Regions from separate parts of the Homo sapiens genome. Here region 1 is linked to region 2. Evidence: read pairs that join two places in POLR2A ChIA-PET (ENCODE). Cell type or tissue: MCF 10A. All regions are shown on one strand.

What was found. Peaks named below come from ENCODE experiments on the same cell type or tissue, not always from the same donor. Only the 100,000 strongest peaks of a DNase experiment are listed, where the experiment ranks them.
Region 1: POLR2A ChIA-PET joins it to region 2 with 6 read pairs; 16 of 35 experiments call an interaction of 5 or more read pairs at or near these places.

What each region holds. Positions count from the first base shown.
Region 1 is chr12:51,204,614-51,209,613 of GRCh38, reverse strand. It overlaps POU6F1 (POU class 6 homeobox 1), which reads left to right. Exons shown (of 11, transcript NM_001330422.2): 2 at 2,731-2,825. The coding sequence starts at 2,778. Among named protein-coding and RNA genes, the nearest start is that of POU6F1, 11 kb to the left of the region's middle. In MCF 10A, no CTCF peak of the experiment used is centred here; no DNase peak of the experiment used is centred here.
Region 2 is chr12:51,116,424-51,121,423 of GRCh38, reverse strand. It overlaps TFCP2 (transcription factor CP2), which reads left to right. Exons shown (of 15, transcript NM_005653.5): 2 at 2,652-2,803; 3 at 3,677-3,753. Among named protein-coding and RNA genes, the nearest start is that of CSRNP2, 35 kb to the right of the region's middle. In MCF 10A, no CTCF peak of the experiment used is centred here; a DNase peak (open chromatin) is centred at 2,553.

The DNA of each region.
Region 1 (5,000 bases), 88 kb before region 2:
GTTCAAAAAAAATTATACCCAATAGTCATAATACACTATTTGCAATAGCCAAAAGGTAGAACAACCCAAATGTCCACCAACTAATGAATGGATAAACAAAATATAGTGTATCCATACAATAGAATACTATTCAGCCATGAAAAGGAATGAAGTTCTGACACATGCTACAATGTGGATGAACCTTGGAAACATGCCAAGTAAAAGAAGCTAGACACACAAAGCGACATATTCTATCATTCCATTTACATGAAATATCCAGAATAGGGAACCCCATAGAGAAAGCACATCAGTAGTTGCCAGGGCTTGGGCGGTGGCAGTGGAAGGTGAATGACTGTTAGTGGATATGGAGTTTCCTTTTGGGTTGATGAAAATGTTCTGGGACTAGACAGTGGTGATGGTGGCACAAGTGTGAACCCACCAGATTCCACTGTACGGAGCACTTTAAAGTGGCTAAAATGGTTAATTGTATGGGATGTGAATTTATCGTAGTCTGTTTGGGCTGCTATAACAAAATACCATAAACTGGGTAGCTTTTAAACAACAGAAATTTATTTCTCATAGTACTGAAGGTGGGAAGTCCAAGATCAAGGTGGTGTTGTCTGGTGAGGACCCACTTCCTCACTGACAGAGCCTTATTGCTGTGTCCTCACATAGTCGAAAGGGTGAAAGTATCTCTCTCACACTGGGGTCTCTCTGTTGCCCAGGCTGGAGTGCAGTGGCGAAATCACTGCTCACCACAGCCTCAACCTCCTGGGCTCAAGTGATCCTCCTGCCTCAATCTCCTGAGTAGCTGGGACTACAGGTATGCACCACTACGCTCAGCTACTTTTTGTACTTTTTGTAGAGACGGGGTTTCACCATGTTGTCCAGGCTAGTCTCGAACTCCTGGGCTCAAGCAGTCCACCTGCCTAAGTCCTGGGATTACAGGCATGAGCCTTGGTTCTTTTTTATATGGGCACTAATCCCATTCCTAATTACCTTCCAGAGGCCCTATCTCTTAATACTATCCACCTTGGGGATTAGCATTTCAACACATGAATTTGCGGGGAAGGACACATTCAGACCATAGCAGAAAGGAAAGGTGAATCCAGAACACCCCTCTGGGCTTTGTTTCACCATCTGTAACATGCGGATAATAATGCCTCCCATTCCCCACGCCCCCAGGGTTGGCATGAGTAATACAGCAAGCAATTGTGTTATATAAAATGTCTAGCATACAATATGCACTCGAAATAAATGTCAATTGCTTTTTTTCCTTTAAAAGTGTCTAAAGCTATTTGCCTGATTCTCTGTCTCTCTCTCTCTCTCTTTTTTGAGACAGGGTCTGGTTCTGTAACCCAGGCTGGAGTGCACCACTCACTGCTCACTGCAACCTCTGCCTCCCAGGCTCAAGCGATCTTCCCACCTCCCAGGCTCAAGCGATCTTCCCACCTCAGCCTCCTGAGTAGCTGGGACTATAGGCATGCGCCATCATGCCCAGCTAATTTTTTTTTTTTTTTTTTTGGTACAGACAGGGCCTCACTATGTTGCCCAAGCTGGTCTGGAACTCCTGGACTCAGGTGATCCTCCTGCCTTGGCCTCCCAAAGTTCTGGGATTACAGGCGTGAGCCTCTGCGCCCAACCTATTTTCTTTATTTCTTACGACTGTAGTTTGTGGCTCTAGTCAGACAACCTGTCCTCACATGAGGGCTTCACCCACTCCTCACTGCACAGGGCAGGCTGTTCCACCATCTGGGATGTCCCACCTCCTCTGTTACAGGCCACTGTGGTCTTTGGGCCACTGTCACAGAGTCACCTGAGAGCTGATTCTGTGATGTTCACCCACTGAATCAGACTCTCTGAGAGTAGTTGGGTGAAAAGGTCTAAGGGTCTGCATTTACATTTTTATTTTTAAATTATTACTCTGTATTTTATTTATTTAGTGAGACTGAGTCCCACTCTACTCTGTACTTTAATTGATATAAATACTAACATTTTTACTAAGTGCTCCAGGTGATGATCATGCATATTAAAGTTGGAGAGCACTTTAATTTATGTTTTTACCATCTATTCCAGGAAGTCTGCCCAGATTTCTCCCTTGCTCCTTACCTAAGTCTAAGGTTCTGAGGGTCAGGGTCAGATTCCCATTGGGTTCTGCTGGGTGTGCTCTCCCACCGGACTGGGGAGGCCCCAGGGACAGATATCTTGCCCTTTCTTTACTCTCCTCACCCTAAGCCCAGATGTTCCTGGTACTACTGAGTGTAGATTCTCCTAGGATGCTGTAGGAAATGCAACATAATCTTTTTTTTTTGGCCAGGTGCAGTGGCTCATGCCTGTTATCCCAGCACTTTGGGAGGCCGAGGCGGGTGGATCACTTGAGGTCAGGAATTCAAGACCAGCCTGGCCAACATGGTGAAACCCTGTCTCTACTAAAAATACAAAAATTAGCCTGGCGTGGTGGCACATGCCTGTAATCCCAGCTACTCGAGTGGCTGAGGCAGGAGAATTGGTTTAACCCGAGGGGCAGAGGCTGCAGTGAGCACAGATCGTGCCACTGCACTCCAGCCTGGGCGACAGAGTGAAACTGTCTCAAAAAAAAAGAATCCTTTTTTTTTTTTTTAACCTCTACAGATACTTGGGAGAACCTAACTTCTCTGTCTTCTGTGATTCTATTCTGACTTTTCTAGATGGTATAGAAATTGTATTACTGTGTCACATCACCCTTTGCCTTTCCAATCCCATCTTACCCAGGATGTGCTAGGTGTGGGCCGGCCCCCACCCGACCCTGACAAGTGACCATGGATCCTGGAGCCGGGTCAGAGACATCTCTGACTGTCAATGAGCAGGTATCTTCTGGGGTGGGAAGTGGGGGGGTAAGGGTGATGGAGTGAGGGGTGTGGGCAACAGAGGAGGACTCCACAGGGCCCTTCACTCTCTGTTTCTTACCAGGGTTCACCATCACTTCACCTGTCCAGAGGTACTTGCCATTTAGGATTTCTCAGGGCCTGGGTTTGGGGAGTTAAGCTGTGACTTTAAGATGTAAAATCAAAGTGTACATAATATGTTTAAGTTTACATGGGGAAAGGTTTGAACATCAGGTAATTTACTCCTTAGTTTTTCTTCTTGCTTACACATATTTTCTAATTTTTTTTTTTTTTTGCAAATTACTATTACTTATATCTTTTTTGTTTGTTTGTTTGTTTGTTTGTTTTGAGATGGAGTCTCACTCTGTCACCCAGGCTGGAGTGCAGTGGCGCAATCTCGGCTCACTGCAAGCTCCGCCTCCCGGGTTCACACCATTCTTCTGCCTCAGCCTCCCGAGTAGCTGGGACTACAGGCACCCACCACCACACCCGGCTAATTTTTTGTATTTTTAGTAGAGATGGGGTTTCACCGTGTTAGCCAGGATGGTCTCGATCTCCTGACCTCGTGATCTGCCCACCTCGGCCTCCCAAAGTGCTGGAATTACAGGCGTGAGCCACCGCGCCCGGCCCATTTTTTAAAAGGAGAAAAAAAGGCCAGGCACGGTGGCTCACACCTATAATCCCAGCACTTTGGGAGGCCGAGGTGGGTGGATCACCTGAGGTCAGGAGTTCGAGACCAGCCTGGCCAACATGGTGAAACCCTGTCTCTACAAAAAATACAAAAATTAGCCGGGCGTGGTGGTGGGCACCTGTAATCCCAGCTACTTGGGTGGCTGAGGCAGGAGAATTGCGTGAGCCCAGGAGGTGGAGCTTGCAGTGAGCCGAGATCGCGCCACTGAACTCCAGCCTGGGTGACAGGGCGAGACTCTGTCTACAAAAAAAAAAAAAAAAAGAAAGAAAAGAAAAGATGAATTTCTCTGAAAATGTAATTGGAGTGAAGCCCCTCATAGGGCAAGCTGGGGCAGCACAAGAGCTGCTTTGGGGATGTATTTCACTCATCTCATATTCTGCTGATGGGTCACATCGTCACTTTTTCCAGCACAGCCTCCGACTGGATCCACTTTCAGGCTCAAAGAGTGTGTTGTGAGAGTGATTTCAGGCACAGGCCAAATGCACAGAGGCCTGACACAAAGCTGTTTAATTTACAGACTTTGTCTCTGATTCTTGAATGGCCCAATTGGCAGGGTTTCCGTGCTGGTGATGAAGAGCTAGTGTGTGTCGTCTGGGCAGGGGAGGGAGACTGAGTGTTCTGAGGAGGCTCAGGGTCCGCCTGCATCGCTCATGCATGGAGATTGCCCTTGAAGTCTGAGCATGCCCACAGCAGGTGGCAGGACTGGAGCCACAGGGCCACAGGATAAAAAGCTGCAGTCAGGCCGGGCGTGGTGGCTCACACCTGTAATCCCAGCACTTTGGGAGGCCGAGGTGGGCGGATCACGAGATCAGGAGATCGAGACCATCCTGGCCAACACAGTGAAACCCCATCTCTACTAAAAATACAAAAAAATTAGCCGGGCGTGGTGGTGGGCACCTGTAGTCCCAGCTACTCGGGAGGCTGAGGCAGGAGAATGGCGTGAACCCGGGGGGGTGGAGCTGGCAGTGAGCCGAGATTGCGCCACTGCATTCCAGCCTGGGTGACAGAGCGAGACTCTGTCTCAAAAAAAAAAAAAAAAAAAAAAGCTGCAGTCCAGGAGCGGTGCCAGGCAGAGAGGGAGAGGATGCATCTTCAGGATTCTTGACCCTTGTTTCAGGAATTTAGCTTGCAGGGAAATCCTGAGCCTTTACTCCAGAGTTTTCGAAATAAAGGAATCATGGGCGATAGAAGTTACTCAGCATTGTGGAGCATTCATTTTCCATCCCTTTATCTTTGGGGAACTTTCAGATGGTTTCAAGGGAAGTGAAGAGGGATTTGGTTCCTGGCCCGACTTAAGCTGTGGATACCATGTTAGGAGCCCTCATACCCACGTTCGAAGATCCTAGCTGCCAAGAGGACATCCTTGCAAGTTGTAGGATAGGCCATCCGCCGCTCCCTGCACTGAGTCCAAGAGATGGAACAAAGAGAAATTAGCTCCCAAATGGTTTGGCTCTGGGGGACATTTT
Region 2 (5,000 bases):
CTTTTGAGATGGAGTCTCGCTCTGTCTCCCGGGCTTCAGTGCAGTGGTACGATCTTGGCTCACTGCAACCTCCACCTCCCAGGTTCAAGCAATTCTCCTGCCTCAGCCTCCCAAGTAGCTGGGACTAGGCGCGCGCCAACGCGCCCGGCTAATTTTTGTACTTTTAGTGGAGACGGGGTTTTACCATGCTAGCCAGGCTGGTCTCAAACTCCTGACCTCAAGTGATCTGCCCCCCTTGGCCTCCCAAAGTGCTGGGATTACAGGCATGAGCCATACCGTGCCTAGCCAAGGGAATCTTAATTGTTTCTTTTATTTCATGTACCCTGTTCCTTTTCTTTTGTACCCAGAAGTACTCTGTGGCCTATATATATTTTTTCTTTTTTAAAAAAAACTTTACTGTGGAAAATTTCAAACATATACAAAGTAAACAGAATAATATGATGAACCCTCTTGTACTCATCACCTTGCTTTAACATGTTACTACTCTTTTTACCTTTTTTTTTTTTTTTTTTTTGAGACACAGTCTCGCTATGTCGCCCAGGCTGGAGTGCAGTGGCACAATCTCGGCTCAAGTGATTCTCGTGCCTCAGCCTCTGACATAGCTGGGATTACAGATGTGTGTCTCCACACCCATCTAATTTTTGTATTTTTATTAATAGTAGAGATGGGGTTTCACCATGTTGGCCAAGCTGGTCTTGAACTCCTGGCCTCAAGTGATCTGCCTGCCTTGGCCTCCCAAAGTGCTGGAATTACAGCCGTGAGCCACCACACCTAGCCCTCTTTTATTATTTTTACTTCTACCTATTCCCCATCCTCTAATCAATAATTTTTTTTTTAGGTAAAATTCATATACAATGAGATGCAAAAATAAGCTGTTACAGTTACAACCACGTAGCAGACCTATCATAGTATAATACATTTTTATCTCCCTACAAAGTTCCCTTATATACCTTCCAAGTCATCCCCTGCCCCACCAGGAAACCATTGTTCTCTTTGGCTCTGCCTGTTTTAGACTGTCATATAAACAGAACCATGCATTACACATTCTTTGTGTCCGGCTTTTTTTGTCGAGCATTATATCTGTGAGATTCATCCGTGTTGCATTCCTTTGTTTCACTGAGTAGTCCATTGTATGGATATACCATGGTTTGTACATCCGTTCTCTTACTCATGAACATTTAGGTTCTTTCCAGTTTTTATTTTTTTGTTGTTGTTGTTGTTCTTTTTTTTTTTTTTTTTTTTTTTTGAGACAGAGTCTTGCTTTGTTGCCCAGGCTGGAGTGCAGTGCCACGATCTCGGCTCACTGCACCTCTGCCTCCTGAGGTCAAGTGATTCTCCTGCCTCAGCCTCCCAAGTATCTGGGACCACAGGCATGCGCCACCACACCCAGCTAATTTTTGTAATTTTGGTAGAGACAGGGTTTCACCATGTTGGCCAGGCTGGTCTCAAACTCCTGACCTCAGGTGATCCACCCGCCTCGGCCTCCCGAAGTGCTGGGATTACAGGCGTGAGCACCTGGCCTAGTTTTTGCTTTTATGCTGTGAACATTTATAACAAGTCTTGGGTGGACTTACATTTTCATTTTTCTTGGATAAGTACCAATGGGTGGAATTGCTGGGTCAATAGATGCATGGTTAATTTAATTTAATTTTTTTAATTAATTTTTTTTTTTTGAGATGGAGTTTCGCCTTTGTTGCCCAGGCTGGAGTGCAGTGGCACCATCTCGGCTCACTACAACCTCCACCTCCCGGGTTCAAGCAGTTCTCCTGCCTCAGCCTCTTGAGTAGCTGGGATTACAGGCATGCGCCACCACTCCCAGCTAGGTTTGTATTTTTAGTAGAGACAGGGTTTCGCCATGTTGGTCAGGCGGGTTTCCACCTCCGGACCTCAGGTGATCCGCCCACCTCGGCCTCCCAAATTGCTGGGATTACAGGCATGAGCCACTGTGCCTGACTGCATGTTTAATTTTATAAAAAACTGCCAAACCTTTTCCTAAACTGTTTTATGTCATTGTACATTGCTACTGACAAAAGGATGAGAGTGTGGTTTTACATTCCCACTGACAAAGGATGGGTATGTGTCTTTGGTTTGCAAGTTTAGATAAACTGATAGATACAAAAAGCTTTTTCTTAGAGGAAATGGCTTGTAGGAACATCTCAATATTAGTTGTTATTCCACAGAATGTAAGATGACCTTGAAATATATACTCGTTATTGATTTGTCCTTTTCACGTGGCTTCTAAGGAATTGTAGAAGTTATTTTAGTCCTTATAGTAAATCAGCTGATATGGTTATATAGATAGTATAGTTGTTGCCTTTCTGAGAATGAAGACGTTACTGAATGTCCTAGATTTATACATTTTAGAACTCTGTTTATAATTTCCACAGTCCTTTTAGGAACCCCTGTCTATGATTCCTAGAAACATTCTCTTTAACACTTAGTGGTTTTAGCAGTGAATATCTGTCATCACCCACACTGTTGTGGTCAGGGGGATATCACAGCAGGTAATCTAAATGGAATTCTTGGGATGAAACTCCACCAAGGTGAGTAATGTTTATGGCTTTCCAAAGCATTGCAGTTAAATCATTCAGCAATAAACCTGCGTTTGCACCATTGCCAGGTATTAATGTGAGTCATTTGTTTTATTTTAGTGATGTCCTTGCATTGCCCATTTTTAAGCAAGAAGAGTCGAGTTTGCCTCCTGATAATGAGAATAAAATCCTGCCTTTTCAATATGTGCTTTGTGCTGCTACCTCTCCAGCAGTGAAACTCCATGATGAAACCCTAACGTATCTCAATCAAGGTTAGATGCTTCCTCATTCATTAGTACTATTGCAGACCTACTGTATTTATGATTTTTTTGTTTGTTTGTTTGTTTTGAGACGGCGTCACCCAGGCTGGAGTGTAGTGGCGCCATCTTGGCTCACTGCAAGCTCTGCCTCCCGGGTTCACACCATTCTCCTGCCTCAGCCTCCTGAGTAGCTGGGACCACAGGCACCCGCCACCACACCCGGCTAATTTTTTTGTATTTTTAGTAGAGATAGGGTTTCATCGTGTTAGCCAGGATGGTCTCGATCTCCTGACCTCATGATCCGCCTGCCTTGGCCTCCCAAAGTGCTGGGATTACAGGCGTGAGCCACCGTGCCCGGCCATTTATGATGTTTTATTAGGTACACTTATATGTAAAAACTTAGATCTTTCTAGTGTGGCCTATCAAACTAGAAGTCCTACTTCAGAGATTTGAGTTCTAATGTCATACTTGATATCTATTACTAGCTTCTTTTGCTTAGCTGTCCATTTTTAGTGTCCAGCTTCCTCTTCCTAATCATATTCCCTAGACACTCCCATTGGTTACTGTCTGAGAAGTATTACTCTACCTGGCTCTATTATTTACCAATTGTGTGGCCTTGGACAAGTTGCTAAAACTCTTTTAAGTTTCAATTTCTTTGTCTGTAAAATGGGATTGATAATACCTTAGAAAAGTATATCAGTTAAATGAGATAATGTGACAATACTTAGCACAGTGCTGAGCATCTTGTAAAGGCTTCTGATTGTTGTTACTAATACTAATAATATTATTATACTGTTGTATATTCAACCAACTGAATTTTATTCTTTCCGAATCTAGCAAAGTTAATTTGTGGTGAATATAATATGTAATTACTTTTTCTTCTAGGACAGTCTTATGAAATTCGAATGCTAGACAATAGGAAACTTGGAGAACTTCCAGAAATTAATGGCAAATTGGTGAAGGTAAAACGAATAAATCATTCTTCTGTACAATATTTTTTACTAATCCTTTTGGGATTTTAAATTTTGTTGTTGTTGTTAATGTTCTTTTGCTTCCAATGGCTTAATGGTATCTCTTGCCTGCAGTAATTTGTTGGCAGAGTAGTAAGCTGATGTGTTATTTCTTTGGGGTCAGAGTAAGCCCCAGTATTCACATGAATTTTTCAGAGCTGCAGAAATAGAACGCTTACCACTCCCTGTCCAGGGTAATCACCCCTGGCTCAGTGAAGTTCTTTTGGGTGGAGTAAAGTAACCTCCTTGAGATCTTTAGAGAAGCCTCAGTGTCTTTTTTGATACTTAGTCTTATAGCAAGGAAAACAGAAGCTACTTTGATGAAGAGCAGTTCTCTTAGTCTAGATTAACAGTTAGGATTTTGATAATTCACAGCACAGTTGAAACAGAGGAGTTTTGTCAAAAGGTGGTGGGAGGAATTAATAGGCACTTCTACAAAGTAAGAGTAACAAAAGGAAAGTTGATGGAAACAGGCTCTACCTACCCTCAGTGTTTACAGGTTGTATGGTGGGTTAGCAAGCGGGGGAGTTGGTGAGTTTTTCATATACATCTGAAGAGCTAAGCCAGATAGGCCGTGGTATAACAGAAGAGGTGTGCAGAAACGCTTCAGACAGGAGTACTTTATTCCTAGTTACCATCGGACTGAAGTTTAAGCCAAGTTTTAAATATGGTACCAGTTAACTATAAAGATTCTATCTGAGAAATTGGCTGGACCCGGTGGCTCACGCCTATAGTCCCAGCACTTTGAGAGGCTGAGGCGGGCGGGTCGCCTGAGGTTGGGAGTTTGAGACCAGCCTGACCAACATGGAGAAACCCTGTCTCTACAAAAAATACAAAATTAGTCAGGCGTGGTAGCACATGCCTGTAATCCCAGCTACTCAGGAGGCTGAGGCAGGAGAATTCCTTGAACCCGGGAGGTGGAGGTTGCGGTGAGCCGAGATCACACCATTGCACTCCAACCTGGGCAACAAGAGCAAAATCTGTTTCAAAAAAAAAAAAAAAGATTATATCTGAGAAATTATAAAATTTTATCCTGAAATAGCACTTAGTATGGTATGGGTTTTAGAGTGAAACAGATCTTAAGAAAAATAATTTTAGATTGCGTTTAGAAACAAACTGGCAGTGAATCCTGCTAGTTTTTCTTTGTCAGCACTGATTTTCAAGAGGTCTTGTTATCATCTGATTTTGTTGTATCCTTT